Linked DNA regions of Homo sapiens: region 2 is linked to region 1. Evidence: read pairs that join two places in POLR2A ChIA-PET (ENCODE). Cell type or tissue: A673. All regions are shown on one strand.

Region 1 (8,000 bases):
ATAAAAAATAAAAATAAAAAAAAACCCATTAGGCACATTCTAAAAATTAACAAATCAGGTTGATTTGATCAGGTCAGATCCTCCAGAAAACTACAAAAAGGGACTATATTATTGCCTCTCTCCTCTTACAGTTTACAGAACCATAATTTTAATGCTGTGGACATTGGGTTGAAATAAACTACCAGAAAATGTCGTTGCATCTTTTGAAACATTATTTTTGAAGTCGCTAACCGTTACCTGATAACTCTTATAGAAAGGCTAGTATGGTAAGTTCCTCTTTGAGTTTAGTACTAGAAAAAATTCATCTCTTCTGAAAAACTAGGTTTCTTCCCTTTATTGCATCACGAAAGATAGGTAACTAGTGCTATTTTCCCCTTTCTTACTTGGCTGTCAGGAAGTTCAGAATTGCATTATGCTCAATTATAGTAACTATCTGCATCCTTTGATTCTAATATTAATTCAATTTTTTTCTTCTCATTAGCCCCATTTAGCCTATCTTTTACCCTTGTTCCAATGGCTTTCTTAAATCTATCATTTTTTTAATAAAATAAAATTTTAAGCAAGTGAAGTCCTTATTTACCATCAAAAGTAGAATACTTTGGAGTAAAAGGAGAGTAATTAATAATTAAGCTGGGACAACAGCTTAAGCTGAGACTGTCCTGGGCAAAATCAAAATGTGATGTCACTCTAGATACAAATAATAAATAAAACAGATAACATTTATGCCATTCCCAGGTTGGGGATAATTAAAGATAAACATGCGCCCTACATAAGGAATGAAAGCTAAGTTATGTGCTTCTTATTCATCTTGTGTCACATCTGTTGATTATAGTTTAATATTTATTATTTCTTGGGAAATTTTGTAATTAGCCTCTATTTGTAGAGGAAAAAATATTGGGCTTTCTAAAATGTATTTAATTTCTACCAAAGTAAGGGGGAGGGTCTTTTAGATCTGGAACAGTGATCACAATAGAAGTTTCATTTGTTTGTGATTTATGGAGACTTGGAATAAATGTACTATTGACCAGTGTCAGATTTCTAATGACTAGATCTTGTTTTTCCTAAGCAACTTTGCATAAACTTTTGTCATATTTTGAACAGCAAGCTGATACTGTGTTCCAGACCGTTTACAGAGCTATTAATAAATGCTATGTGGTAACTCCAGGAAGAGGATCAAACTACTTTTTCTCCCCATTGGCTGAAATCAATTTCCTGCTTATTTTGAAGAACATGGGATTACCAATGTCCTTGACATACGCTGGGTATTTTGCAAAGAAACCCATTAAAAATAAATGAGATTCAGAATTTTAACCTAAAGCGTTCATAGTCAAAAAGGAAATCCTTGTCAGTGCCTTGGTTGCAAAGTCTTTCATATGTGAAAGAGTGAGATTTCAGTGTAGTACAGGTGAGTTTAAAAGAAGATAGAAATTACTTTCTGTGTTTGTTCAGAATCATGCTGTAATTCAAGCTCTTGCAGGCTCACCTGTTTTAAGTCATAGCTAATATTGTCTGATTAGAAGAATTGTAGGTTTAATAACTACCAGTTATTGATTTCTTACTACATGCCAGGTGCCACGAAAGCAATTTACATATGGTGTTTTAATTTGTTCTCAAAACAACCCTGTGAGGTGATGGTATCATTAGCCCTGTTTTAAGGTTATGAAAATTAAAGCTCAGAGAAAATAAGGAAGCCACCCAAAGCCATACAGAAAATAACTAGCGAGGAGGCTTTAAACCCCAGTCATCTGATCCCAAAGCCTTGCTCTCTATACTATTATAAACTTCTACAGTAAGAAGCTCTCTATGTGAAAATTATAAGGTTCAACACTTGGCCCAACAAGATGGCCAGAGAACAGTAACAATAACCGTAGCAGTGATGCTTACATAGCACACATTCTATGCTATGCATTGTTTTGAAAGTTTATATATATGATCTCACTTACTTATCACAATAGCCCTGCATGAAAGGTACTATACTCACTTAAAAATGAAGAACCATGAGAGCAAGCAATGTGCCCCAGTGTTCTGAATAGACATATTCCTTTCCACATGTTCACATGTAACAATGTTATGATGGTCTTCTGCACTGTCTGACACTTCAGAGTTTTCAAATCACCTATGGATGCTTTATTTCATTTTATATAATCTCCATTTTACACATAAAGCTACTGAAAAACTGAGAGCTGAAGCTATTTCCCTAAGATCACAGTAACTGATAGAGATAGGATTTGAGTTCAGGTGTTTTTATACCTACCCCAGAATTCTTTATCCTGGACAAGGCTGCAAACCTGAAATGTGGCTCTAAGGAACAATGCAATTCTAAGATTTTCAATGCAATTCTAAGATTTTCAGGTTGTTAACCTATAGACTTCTGTACTAAAAGAAGGAACCTAAGCTTGATTTTGAGGCAAAAGCCACATATTTCCTGTTTTAGGGTCCTGGTGTAGGGCAAAATCATTTAAATTTCCTTCTAGATGGCAACAACCTTGTTTAAGGTCAGATTCAGCAAAGGTTTCTCTTCCTGCTCTTCACCCTGATCCAACAAGAACAAAGACTTCCACCTTTTCTGAATTCACACCAATATCAATACTAAGCCTATAACTTATCAATTAATTGGAAGCAAAGCATAGAATTTATGTCTATATAGATAATAGCCAACATGTATTGAGTGCTTCCTAAAGGCTAAGAAATTTACATGCCTTACCTTATGTAGTCCTCATAACTTGCTGTTATTTTTTATCTTGAAGAGAAGAAAACTGAATTTCTCAGGGGTTAAATAGCTTTCAGAGTCACTCAGCTAGTGGTGATGATTTTAAGCCAGCTATATAAACAGCTGCCCTGCCGCTTTCATAAAGTCCAGTTTTGTAGGCAGAGATTTATCCAGACCAACCATTCCAAATCCTTCAAACCCTTCCTGCATCTGGACTGTAAGGTGGAATACTTCCTAAACACACTAAAATGTGGTAGTGTGGGCAGAAAGCAAAAGGAAGTGAGGGCTATCTGTTGCTCCTCATTCCCATCTCACCTTTAGTCATTCTCTAGTCTTACAGATCTCCTTGTTCTTTTATAGCAATTACTACTATATGAAAATATCTCATTGTTTCCTTGTAATGTATCTGTCATACCTACTGGAATATAAACTGTGAGAGCGGGGTGAGCCTGTCATTACCCTGTGCTCCTACTTGCTGCTACAATGCCCAACAATCTTTGTTGCACGGTGAGTGAATGAATGAAAGAATGAATGGCACGGAAAGGATGAGGATATCCCTGCTTTAAAAAAAAGATGGGGAAGGTGAGCTATTCCATTTTTCTGGTGGACAACTTGATTTTTTAAAAAAAGTCTTGAAAACAATCATTTCCAAAAAGCAAAGAATGTCCCAATTTGCCAAGATTTACAGAGAGCCATGGTTATGAACTTCACGAGCAATTGCTGCTTAAACATTGTGTCTGATTTTTGTCTTGGTAAGCTTCTGCCAGGAATTCTGTCCATTCCTCTTCCTCACTCCCGGGCGCTTTCCTCGTCTTCCACCGCTAATGAATACACATCCCTCTGCTGACCAGCGGCTGCATATCCCAGTTGCCAGACGAAGGCCCAGGTAGCTCTTCTCTACTGGATAATCCGTTATCTGTGTGAAGAGCCAGTGCCTCCTCTGGGTGGATTTTTGTGAAGCTAAACTGATCTTTGGGGGACAAATGCATTCTACAGAAATCAATGCCTTTCTCCCTCTAGTCATCTTTTTTTTCTCTTATTCCTTTGCTCTCAAATATATCCTGCATACCGTTATTTAAAAACATATTATCTAAGAAGACTCCAAATGTAAACGGTTGAAATTTTTCCTTTCCACCATACTTTCTGAGCCACCACTATGTTAACAAACTGGTCTAAAGAATATCCCCTTCCTGCCCTGCTGCACCCTCCCCCCATATTCCTAACTCAACCTTGGATATTTTTACAACATATATTCAGTTTGAAAGATAATACTGATACCTTGTTTTATATGAACATTTATACACCAGGACCCTGGCAAGGGACTGACTTCATTGGGATACTTTATGGCTTAATACATCTGAATGATTTATATCTCGTTTTGTCTAAGCATTTATGCTAATAAATTTAACAGATTCTCCAGTACTGCTTGGTCCTTCGTTTTCTTCAGGGGGTCAAAGTGAGAGGAAAATAAAGCAGGGTGTTACTAAAGAAAGAAGGAAGAAATTGGCTAAACGAATTTAGAACACAAATAAAATTACTGCACAAATAAAATCTCTGCTTACGATTAAGCTGGAATGGCGGTCAAAAAAGAAAAGGGAAAAAAAATTCCTAGATGCAGGTAGATTTCTATAATTAAGCCATTTCTCAAAGGGGAAGTAAATGTGACAGAATATTTAGCAAGCAAATTTACTGAGGAATATTTTGTTCCTATATAATTAAATTCAACACTGAGGTAAAACTGACAACTATTAAACTGAGGGCAGTTGGGAGAGGGAAAGGGGATGAGATAAAATCCAGTCTATAAAACATTCCATTATCTTTTATAGGTTAAAAAACACAAAAGAAATACTTGGAAAGAATTGTCTAAGACGGAAAGATTTTAAGATTGTGTGACTTTTTTTTTTTTTTTTTTTTTTTTTTTTTTTTTACAGGTGCAGAATAATTTTTTTTCCCTCTCTCGTGGTTTTTCTTTTCCCCATTTTTTTCCCCTGTTGTTTGCAAAGTTGAATCTGGGGTCAGGAGTTCTAATTGTAACCTCAGACTGGAATTCCAGATGGTGCGCTCAGGACTGGAAGCAACTCTCAGTTCATCAATTTCATGGGCCTACGTATCTGCTCTGGCCACGGCCTGGCCTCCATCCCCACTGTGGCATTAATGCAGAACAAATTGAGACATATCCTCTATATAATTAGTTCCAGAATTTAAAAAGATTTACGGTATAATAATAGAGGCAGTGCCGCGGAATCCTTTCACTGAGGACTCTCGGGGAGCTCGGGGACCATCTCGCGGTGGCATCAGAACAGACGAGTAACCCCAGCGGCTCCAGGCACTGCGAACTGGGGGAGAGGGGGAAATTTTGCACCGCATTCGGCAGTACCTAACGGTTCCGGGCTCCCAGATAGGGTCAGCGAGGAGAGTTAGGACAGTAAGTGGGGACTGGTTAAAAAAAATCGACTTAATTTTGAAATGATCAGAAGAAGCTGGGAGTAGTTATCACAAAGCCCCTCCCTTGCCCCCCCCTTTTTTTAATTGAAGGAATGACGTTGAAATTTTCACCGCCAGCGCGGGGCTGGGAACCATCCTAAACACTTGCCCTGCAGCCCCGAGTGGGCAGATTCCGAAGAGTTGGAGTCGGCGGGGAGGGGAGGAACAGCTGTTGGGCTGTCTTGCGCGTGGGGCTCGGGGCGCGGGCCCCGGGGAGAGGCGCTAGTCGAAAGCTTGTTCCTCTCCCGCGACAGGCAGCAGCGAGGTCGAGCCACTCTTTATTACGGCCTGCGGGCCCCGCGCGCAGTGTGGCTGTCCCCGCCCTTGACCGACCGCAGCGCTTTGGGGTGTTTATTCAGTTGTCCGCGGCCGCTGGGTGACTCCCGGAGGGCGGCCCAGGCGTGCGCACTGGTCCCTGGGGTTGCGGCTGTAGCAGCCCAGCTCCGCGCTCTGTCAGATGCAGTGGACAGCGCCGGGGTGAAAGTAAGGGTTGAGAAATCCTCACTGCCCTGCTCCTACCCAGCCTCGATTTTTTCATATTGCAATAATTATGCACCTTCGAGGCCGGGATGCCTGCGCTTTGCCAGTGTATCAACGCCACATGGTTTTCCAGGGGCTGTCCTCGCCTCTGCATCCCATTAGCTCTGAAGAGGTAGAGGGGTGGTGGGTAAAACCTCCAACTGGACGTTGAGAGACCCGGGTTTCAGCTCGGCGTTGCCACTAACTTGTTTCCTGTCCTTAAACAGTAGTAGTAACAAAAACTGTAAAGTTGATTGAGTCAAAGGCCCACACTGCTCTCCTATCTAATCCTCAGAACAACTCTATGAGGTGGGCGCTAGTATCCCATTATCCCGTTTGACCAGTAAGGAAACTGAGGCTCAGAGAGACTGCGGAACTCGTCTAGGGTCACACAGCTGTTGGTTACCTGGCAGAGCTGAGGTTCCATTCTGGGGCCACCAACCCCTTGCTCTTTACCGCTGCGCTCCATAGACTGCCTCTCCTTCGGCTGTCTGGGCCTCAGTTTCCTTCTCTGTAAAACGAGAAGTTTAATCTGCAGCTTTCTTTGCCAATCGGTGGTTCAGACCAGGAACCTCTGCTACAGATCTCGGCGCTGACAGGGGTAAGAAGGTGGGTGAAAGAAGGGGGCGCCCAGTTTTCCACAGCCTGCTTTTCTCTGGGACCTCGCGAAGGGCGGGCCTCGCGAGCTAAAGGAGGTACAGGAGAGCGCCTATCGTCCGCGGCGGGTGAAGGTGCTACCTGCCTTCGTGCTAGGCTGTGAGTCCTGGTGCTTAGCTCAGGGCGCCAAGGCCAGTGTAGCTGGCATGTCCCCCTTGGAAAACCTCAGGTCTCCCGCAGAGAACGTTACCCACAACAAAGAAGAGGACAGAGAGGCATGGAGCGCCCTGCGACTGCAGGAGTACGTCAGTTCCCCAGCGCTGGCTTAGTGTCGCCTGGGCTTCCGGGCATGTGGATCCGTTGGGGTCGTACGGAGACTTCCTGTCGGGTCCCTGGGGTCCTCCGACTGCGGCTCCTCAGCTTAGCACTTTCTTCTTGGCCCCGCAGGCTGCAGGGAACTCCTCCCACCTCTTTAGTCGGAGAAGTCCAAGTCGGGCGAGGGGGCACCCCGGGGTTCGCACCGGTGCTCTTCCCCTCCCCGCCCCCACAAGGATTCTGAGAAAATAAATGGCAGAGGAGAGAGGAGTTCTACATTTGCTTGGCTCTCCTTTCCTCCTATCCACCCCTACATCCCTCACCCCGGGGCAAAAACTTATTTTTGAAAAATGTTGGCAGAGATTTACGTGTCTTTGCCTTACCTGGGTTTCACAAACACAACGACTCACATTCAAGCCAGCCTCCCTTCAGATAACCTCCTCTCCCCCCGCTAAAAGTGCCAAGGATGGTAAAAGAAGAAACAATCTCAATCTTTTCGTTTGGAAATGAAAGTCCCCGGCTTTTCATAAAGGGCTCCTCGCCCCTCACAGTTGAGTCCTAGTTAAGAAAAACGACTTCCAAGTAGAAATAATAGGCGGGGAGAAGGAAGGGAGATACAGGGATCTGGGGGGTTCTTAGGGCAACTGGCAGTGAATTTTGTCTCGAGAGTCCTTTCTCCACTCAAAAAACCAAACGCGCGAGCCCCGCGAAAGGTTTAGGGATAGATCGTGTGGGAGAGGACTGAGCAGAGAGCGTGGGGGCAGTGTCTTGTAGAATCTTTCTTTTCTTAATAATAATTTTAAAAGCTTCTGAGTGGAGACGACGCAAAGTCAAGCAGCAAAGGTGGCCTGGGAGGCAAGCGGAGGGCTCAAGTGCCGCATCTTTACCCTCAGGGTCTCCTGCGCCTACGGGATGCGCATTCCCAAGAAGTGCGCCCTTCGAGTAAGTCCTGGGCCCGCACACACTTCGGGTCCGCAGCCAGAATTTAATGGCGACAACGTTTATGCAATGCAAGCTAAAAACCAAAGCGTAAAAAATTACTATGTCATTTATTGAAACGCCATTCTTTGTCAAACTGCAACTACTTTGCTTCACATAAGTTTGGCTGGAAAGCTTGCAGCCCCAGCCCGGGCCAGCCAGGTACAGGAGGCCGGACTGCAACCGGTTGCTTCCCTCCCGTCGCGCCTGGCCGTCCCACGCTGCGCCGTCGCTGCTGCCTCCTGGCGCCCCTGGGATTTTATACGCACCTCTGAAACACGCTCCGCTCCGGCCCCCGGTTCTTCTCCTTGCCTAGGGGTTGTTTCCCAATAGATACTGACTCCTTTAGAAGATCCAAAAACCAAACCAAAACACCCCCTACCCGCCCCAAACACCT
Region 2 (8,000 bases), 200 kb before region 1:
ACAGCTGTACAATCTGTGTGTTTTAAGCTAAGTGTTATTTCAAAAGAGTCAAAAAGTTAAAAAAAAGTTTGTAAAGTCAACTAAGCTTGATTTATTATTGAAGAAAGAAAAAATTAAAAAAATTTAGTGTAGCCTAAGTATACAGCATTTATAAAGCCTATATTGGTGAGTAATAATGTCCTAGACCTTCACATTCACTGACCACTCCCTCACTGACTCACCCAGAGCAACGTTCATGGTAAGTACCTTATATAGTTACATGTGTACCATTTTTAATCTTTTATTTTTTTACTGTACCTTTTCATTTTTACTGTACCTTTTCTATGTTTAGATATCCTTAGTTATAAAAATACTATTGTGTTACAATTGCCTACACTAGTCAGTGCAGAAAGATGCTGTACAGGTTTGTAGCATAGGAGCAATAAGCTATACTATATAGTCTACGTATACCATTAGTAGGCTATACCATCTAGGTTTGTGTAAGTACACTCTATGATGTTCATACAGTGACAAAAATCACCTAATGATGGAATTATCAGAACATATCCCTGTCTATAACCAACACATGACTGTATATACCTATAAATTAAGGACCTGTTACTTTTATAAAAATATCTATGTTATCCTGAAACAGAGGCAATCAAAATAGATATTCACTGGGTACTCTTAAAATGCATAGCTTCTTATGAGCAAGAGGAGAATCTCCATGTTAAAATTGTAAAATTCGTATTAGATATGTTGCCATAATTTTACATAATTTATCTTTGCATACTGATATTCTAGATGTAATTGAGAATTCTCTAAATAGATGGAGTACTATGAATAATATGGAATTCAAATGAGATGGATTTATATATGTAATATGGAAAGTAAGCAAAACTTTTTTTTTTAAAGAAAAGCAGATGACAGAACAGTGTATGATATGGTCTCATCTGTATTTAAAAATATATATATATTTTACGTACTTTTATGGTTATATAGACAATTTCTGGAAAGATATACAAGAAACTGCTACAGTGGTTACTTCTGGGGTGGAAAACTGAGAGAATAACTTTACTTTTTTTAAAAAAAAAAATCCTTTTGTGTGGCTTGACATTTTTAACCTGAATGTGCATAGCTTTGTAAACAACTTAAAGATTCCAAATGTATTAGGCATGTAGGTAGGAGTTCTATCACTGTTTATCTTTTTATAGAAATTTACTTGGATTATCAGCAGACATTGGAAAAACCTAATAATATTGATGACACTGATTTAATAGCTTTAAAAACCTAGTCTTAGAAAACACATGGTAGTATTTTTACTCTATAAGTTTATTTTGTGGGAGGGAGAGTGTGGTAGTGATTCTGTTATGTTAGTTCAATGAAGTAATTAAGTTAATATGGTAAATATTTAAGTTATACTTAAAAAGTGTTAATTTGAAATTAAAATTAAAATTGTATTTAAGAGTTTTCTAGCCAGTTAATTTCTAAAATAAACAGATAATGGAAAAAATGTTCTATGGTAGTTAAATTTCTTTAGTAGAGTTAGGCTGGATCGTGCTACATTTCATACTTTTCAGTGCTGTACTTTATATTACCTTTTCAGCACATTAAAACTTATGCAGTGAAACTGAATAATGGCAATGTTTTTATACTCTTTTATAGCCATTTCTTTATCAAAACCTCCCCCTATTTTCTGTTAGCTAAACTATAAGCACCTTTCCATTAATTTATGAAAATTATTGTTGAGATAGCACATTATCACTGATCTGTATGGCACTTTCAGCATGTTAGAAGCAAAGGTCCAAGCAACATAAAACACATCAGAATTCATTAATGTGGTATTGATTATTTTTTGGATAATTAATTTTATTGCAGACCCTTGAAAGAGATAATGAGCTGCAAAGGGAGAAGGTAAAAGAAAATGAAGAAAAGTTTCTTAATCTTCAAAATGAGCATGAAAAAGCACTAGGAACTTGGAAAAGACATGTAAGTTTATTAAATAGAAAAATATTAAAATATTTTAAATAGTTTTAGACATTTAAAATAACTATAAATGCTAAGAAAATATTGCAAAAATATTAGAGGACTAAAATCAGACACATTTTTTTCTTGGTCTCATATTTCCAAAAAGGTGAATGCTTTTTAAAAGCTAAATTTAATGAAATTCCCTGTAATGCTTTTATGCATGGAAGACCACACAAATACATGTTTGTGTATATATGCATGCATATATATATATATACACACACATATATATATATAATTTGAGCCCCCATGTGACAAAGAAAAATTAATTTACTTTTTCATAAAACCATTGCATAGTATTTTAGTAAATGATTAAAATAATTATATATGTACTATTATTAACTGATCTATTTTGCTTTCCTCAGCAGTTTTGTTGAGATATATTAGAGCCATGTTTAGAACATGTGTGCAGTAGTTGACTTCTGTAGTATTACCATTTTATCATATTAACAACATATCATAAGGGTTGTTGTATTCTAAACATGGCTGTTTCCTTAAATCATATTTTTTTATTTTATAATAATTTTTAATTCAGCAAGGTAGATAATAGTGTAAGATGAGGTGAAATCAAGTTGTGAAATATAAAGGTTCACTTTAAACATTGGTGGACCCCAAGATTGATTATTCTATGCTAATATCAATTTTAATTGCATTTTAAATTCTTTTTAAATAAATGACAGAGTAGAAAGTCACTATGAGTTTATGAAGCTATATTTTGGGAAGGTATGATTATGTTTTAGACTATTGTGCTAATTATACTATGCAATATATTATAGTAATGGATATCTAAATACCAGCTTGATAATATTTTCTGTAGATTATTTTGTTTGATTCAAATTATTACATAAGTAACTCTTGATTTGATTCACTTGAAACTAACATGTTTTCTTTTCTTTTCTTTTCTTTTTTTTTGGTGGGGGACAGAGTCTCACTCTGTCCCCCAGGCTAGAGTGCCGTGGACGGATCTCTGCTCACTGCAAGCTCTGCCTCCTGGGTTCACACCATTCTCCTGCCTCGCCTCCTGAGTAGCTGGGACTACAGGCACCCGCCACCACGCCCGGCTAATTTTTTGTATTTTTAGTAGAGACAGGGTTTCACTGTGTTAGCCAGGATGGTCTCGATCTTCTGACCTTGCGATCCGCCTGCCTTAGCCTTCCAAAGTGCTGGGATTACAGGCGTGAGCCACATCGCCCAGCCGGAACTAACATGTTTTCTTAATTTATAGTTTGGAGACATCAAGTCTTCACTGATGGTTTTGCTAAGGTTTACTTAAATCTAAGAAAAGTTTTGTATTTAATTTTATCAGAATACTAAAAAATCGTTAAATGGTATACTAGTACAGTTTATCATTAGGCAACAAGCATAGTAATGTTCATTTTAGCATCAGTTAATCTACATTTTATCCATGTACCTTCTTTTCATCCCCAGTGTTTAAAAGCCCATGGAAATGGTGCTATCAGGATAAGGAAAACTGTTTAAGTGAAAAGGAAATATAAACTTAAATATGCCAAACTTGCAAAAAAAACCAAAAAGATCAGTTTAGCTAAGAAAATTAAACATTCATTTTCTCTGAGACTACAACCATGCTCCTCTCTCAAGAAAAAAAAGAAAACTATTAAGAAAAATAAGCAGTTTCACTGGTGAGGCCTCAATCTATAAATGTGGATAAAGTCGGTTTTATCTTAGAATTTTTAAGTTCTGCAATCATTTTGCTTCCATTATGATTTGGTACTCAACAGAATATAGATAAGTAAGAAAAAGCTGCCTTGGTTCGATAAGAGTTTTCTTCAGTGGGAGATCACATTTACTTTTTAATTGTATTTCTATCTGTAAGTTTTTCACCATTCTTGAGTGAAGGGCAATAGTAGTGTGGCTACTGAGATTGGATCAAGATAGGTTAAAAAAACAAAGATACTGATAAAAATAAATTGGAATCATGTAAACTGCTGTTTCATATTTGGTCATTCAAAAAAATAAACAGTGAAAGAAAATACTATGCTAATAAAACTTGCATATTATTAGATAGTATATTTAAAATTCATTGAAATATTAAAAATAACAATGTTATGTATATCTTTTTATTTTGACTAGATATATAACCAATGGTTGTTATATAGACAAAAAAACAATAAGTGAAAATGTTCAGAAATTAGGGAAAGGGAGGTCACAAAAAGAATTCAATTTGGCCGGGTGTGGTGGCTCATGCCTGTAATCCCAGCACTTTGGGAGGCCAAGGCAGGTGGATCACCTGAGGTCAGGAGTTCAAGACAAACCTGGCCAGGATGGTGAAACCCTGTCTCTATTAAAAATACAAAAATTAGCCGGGCGTGGTGGTGGGCACCTGTAATCCCAGCTGCTTGGGAGGCTGAGGCAGAGAATTGCTTGAACCCAGGAGGTGGAGGTTGCAGTGAGCCGAGATCGCACCACTGCACTCCAGCCTAGGCAACAGAGTGAGACTCCATCTCAAAAAAAAAAGGAAAAAAAAGAATTCAATTCACAACACTTATTGAGCATATACTATGTGTTAGACACTATTCTAGGCACTGGGTTTTCAAAGATGCCTAAAATACAAGGATTATCAAAAGAGCTTACACTCTGCAGGGACAGATAACTATGGAATTAATCACAATAGTGCAAGGTACTTTTTAGCATTATTAACAAAGTACTATGAAAGCACAAAATAAATCATTTTCTTTAGCTGGGCTGGAGAAAGTTTTAGAGAAAAGATGACCCTAGAATTTGGCTTCAAAAGATGGAATAGGATTTTTTGGGGGGGGTGTCGGGGAAGATGGAGTCTCGCTCTGTTGCCCAGGCTGGAGTACAGTGGTGCGATCTCGGCTCACTGCAACCTCCACCTCCCGGGTTCAAGCAATTCTCCTGCCTCAGCCTCCCGAGTAGCTGGGACTACAGGCGCAGGCCACCATGCCCGGCTAACTTTTTGTACTTTAGTAGAGATGGGGTTTCACTGTGTTGCCCAGGCTGGTCTCGAACTCCTGAGCTCAGGCAACCCACCTGCCTTGGCCTATCAAGGTGCTAGGATTACAGGCGTGAGCCACTGTGCCTGGCTGATGAAATGAGGTTTAAGCATAAGGTTCCCATCTCCACCCTTCCCATTCCATCCTGTTGGCATTTCATTTAAAAAACAATAGAACAATCGGCTGGGCACGGTGGCTCATGCCTGTAATACCAGCACTTTGGGAGGCTGAGGTGGGCGGATCACGAGGTCAGGAGATCAAGACCATCCTGGCCAACACGGTGAAACCCCGTCTCTACTAACAATACAAAAATTAGCCAGGCATGGTGGCACATGCCTGTAATTCCAGCTACTCGGGAGGCTGAGGCAGGAGAATTGCTTGAACCTGGGAGTCAGAGGTTGCAGTGAGCCAAGATCGCCACTGTGCTCCAGCCTGGCGAGAGAACAAGACTCTGTCTCAAAAAATAAAAATAAAAAATAAAAGAAATAGAACAATCATGGAGGCATGAAAGTCCATTTTCAAGGACCATGAATAGTCTGCTCTGATTTAAAAATGGGATGTGTGAAATGTGACATTGGAATATAGGTTGAGATCAGCTTTTGAAGACTTCCTTACTAGGAGATTAGAATTTAAGTAATGGGAAGCCATTGAAGGGTTTAAAACAAATAAGTGACACAGGCAGATTGTGTTTTAGAAAAATAATTCTTGCAACAGTATGGAGGATGGCTGTATGGAAAGAAATCAATAAGAAGAATGTTGTAATAATCTAATCATGAACCTATGAGTCTGTGAATTAGGACAGTACCACAATGAAGAGGGATAGATGCAGGATGAATTTTGGAAGTAGACTTGGTATGGTTAGTGACATTTTATATATAATGGATATTGGGAGGGGAAAAGACATCAAATAGTCTCAGGTTGGTATAACTCATAGAATGATAATATCATTAACTAGCTTAAGGAATGTGAAAGGAGAAGCAGATTTTGTGGATGAAAATAATGAGTTTAATTTGAGAACTGTAGAATTTATGGTGCTTTTAGGACATCTAGCTTGAAGTGCATACTATCCATTTGGAGATGTTAATCTACTCCTAGGAGAGAGGTTGGGGAGGAGATATAGATTTAAGATTTATTAGCATAAAGGTGAAATTTGAAGTTATAGGTGAAATAATGTGGAAAGAGTGGAACACTTGAAGGAAGAGTGCTTAAGAAGAAAGAACCTTGGGTTTCTTATCCCAGGAAGCAAGAAAAAAGAAGAAAGAACCTTGGGAAAAGCCAATATTTTGTGAGTGGGGTGTGTGTGTGTGTAAGAGAGAGAGAGGAGAGGGGTGTGTGTATGTGTATGTGTGTGTGTGTGTTTGGGGGCAGGAGGGGAGAGGGAGCTGGTAAGACAGGTAGGAGGATAAAGAGAGAGTACTAGCATGGAAGTCAAGAAAGGAAGCTGTTTCAAGAACAGAGTAGTCAACATGGTCAAATGCTACAGAGCTATTAAATGATGTGAGACTTGGAAAAAATCCTTTTGCTAATTTGCAGGTGATATTTGAGAAAACAGTAGAACAATGAGGGCAGAAGTCAGGGTATTAAGGAGTGATGGGAGGTTAGAATTTGAAAGTAGCAAGTATAGACTTTAAGAAATGAGAAAGACAGGGCCAGGCTCAGTGACTCATGCCTGTAATCCCAGCACTTTGGGAGGCCGAGGTGGGCGGATCACAAGGTCAGGGGTTCGAGACCAGCCTGGCCAACATAGTGAAACTCTCTAAAAACACAAAAATTAGCTGGGCGTGGTGGTGCAAGCCTGTAAGCCCAGCTGTTCGGGAGGCTGAGGCAGAAGACTCGCTTGAATCCAGGAGGCGGAGGTTGCAGTGAGCCAAGATCACGCCACTGCACTCCAGCCTGGGCAACAGAGTGAGACTCCTTCTCAAAAAAAAAAAAAAAAAAAAGAAAAAGAAAAAGTGAAACAGACAGAGGAACTGGGTCAAGGAGGAAAAATATTAGGAATGTGTGTAAAGCATATTTGTAGGCTGACGAGAAGATGCTGGTGTAGTGTGAGAGATTGAGAATAGGAAGAAGAAAAGAGAAAATTCCTAGAATTAGGACTTAGGAAGATAGGAGAGGAAGGAATGAAGAACACATGGAGAGTTTAGCCTTGGAAAAGAAATACCTTGCAGAGATAGATTTAAAGATGATTAAAAATAGATGAAATGAACAGAAAGTAACATGAGTTTACACCTACTGGCCTCTATATAGGGCTTTATAGAGGAATATTAATTATAAAAATATTAGGAATAGTAATTATAGTATTTATAATAAGGAATATTACAAGCACTAGTGGAATTTGTGGTAGGAGTTTTAAAATTGTTCAAGAGAAACTTTTATAAGAAACTTTTAAACTTTTATAAAACCACAAATATACTTTTCCATGACAAAAGGATATTTTTCGCCTCAGTGGAACTTACCTTGGCTCATATTTGAGGCTTCTGTGAGAGTACTCCTTTCCCCAAAATCAAGTTTATGAAATTTTATAGGGAGTGAAAGTCTAATTTATGGATATAAATATACGGCTGACATGTCAGTTTCTGTGGTACCACTTAGTGCTTAGTACTCATCTAGTGGAATTCAAATCTGTATGTGCAATTTGTAACAAGAAAATTAAACTTTAAGAAAACAATGGAAGTATAATGTTTGTAGAATATAAAATTCATAAATTCTTATTTATGAATTTAATTTTTTGTTTTTTATGAATTTAAATAAATTTTTTTATGAGACAAGAGGTAGTTTAATATTGTCATTAAGGACACGGTCCTCAGATTTAGCTTTGGAATTAAATCCTCACTGCCATTTTGTATCTACTTGATCTGGGACAAGTTACTTAACTTCTGTGAGCCTCGTATTTCTTACCTGTAAATTGGGCATAATAATACCTCATAGGGTTTTGCTGAGTATGCAGTTATGCTTATTAAGTAGTCAGCCCAATTCAATAAATGGTAGCTCTTAATATTAGTAATGACTTTGTGATTG

Evidence for each region. Peaks named below come from ENCODE experiments on the same cell type or tissue, not always from the same donor. Only the 100,000 strongest peaks of a DNase experiment are listed, where the experiment ranks them.
Region 2: POLR2A ChIA-PET joins it to region 1 with 6 read pairs; 2 of 35 experiments call an interaction of 5 or more read pairs at or near these places.

Annotation. Positions count from the first base shown.
Region 1 is chr11:32,436,710-32,444,709 of GRCh38, reverse strand. All of the region lies in intron 1 of WT1-AS (WT1 antisense RNA), which reads right to left. Among named protein-coding and RNA genes, the nearest start is that of WT1, 5.2 kb to the right of the region's middle. RefSeq lists a silencer at 3,413-3,707, enhancers at 4,984-5,839, 5,840-6,697, 7,287-7,434 and a promoter at 7,736-8,000. In A673, no CTCF peak of the experiment used is centred here; DNase peaks (open chromatin) are centred at 4,929, 5,367, 6,649, 7,857 and 1 weaker place; H3K4me3 peaks cover 2,234 bases; H3K27me3 peaks cover 8,000 bases.
Region 2 is chr11:32,635,940-32,643,939 of GRCh38, reverse strand. CCDC73 (coiled-coil domain containing 73) reads left to right here. Exons shown (of 18, transcript NM_001008391.4): 13 at 1,858-1,968. Among named protein-coding and RNA genes, the nearest start is that of EIF3M, 56 kb to the right of the region's middle. In A673, no CTCF peak of the experiment used is centred here; no DNase peak of the experiment used is centred here; H3K27me3 peaks cover 2,151 bases.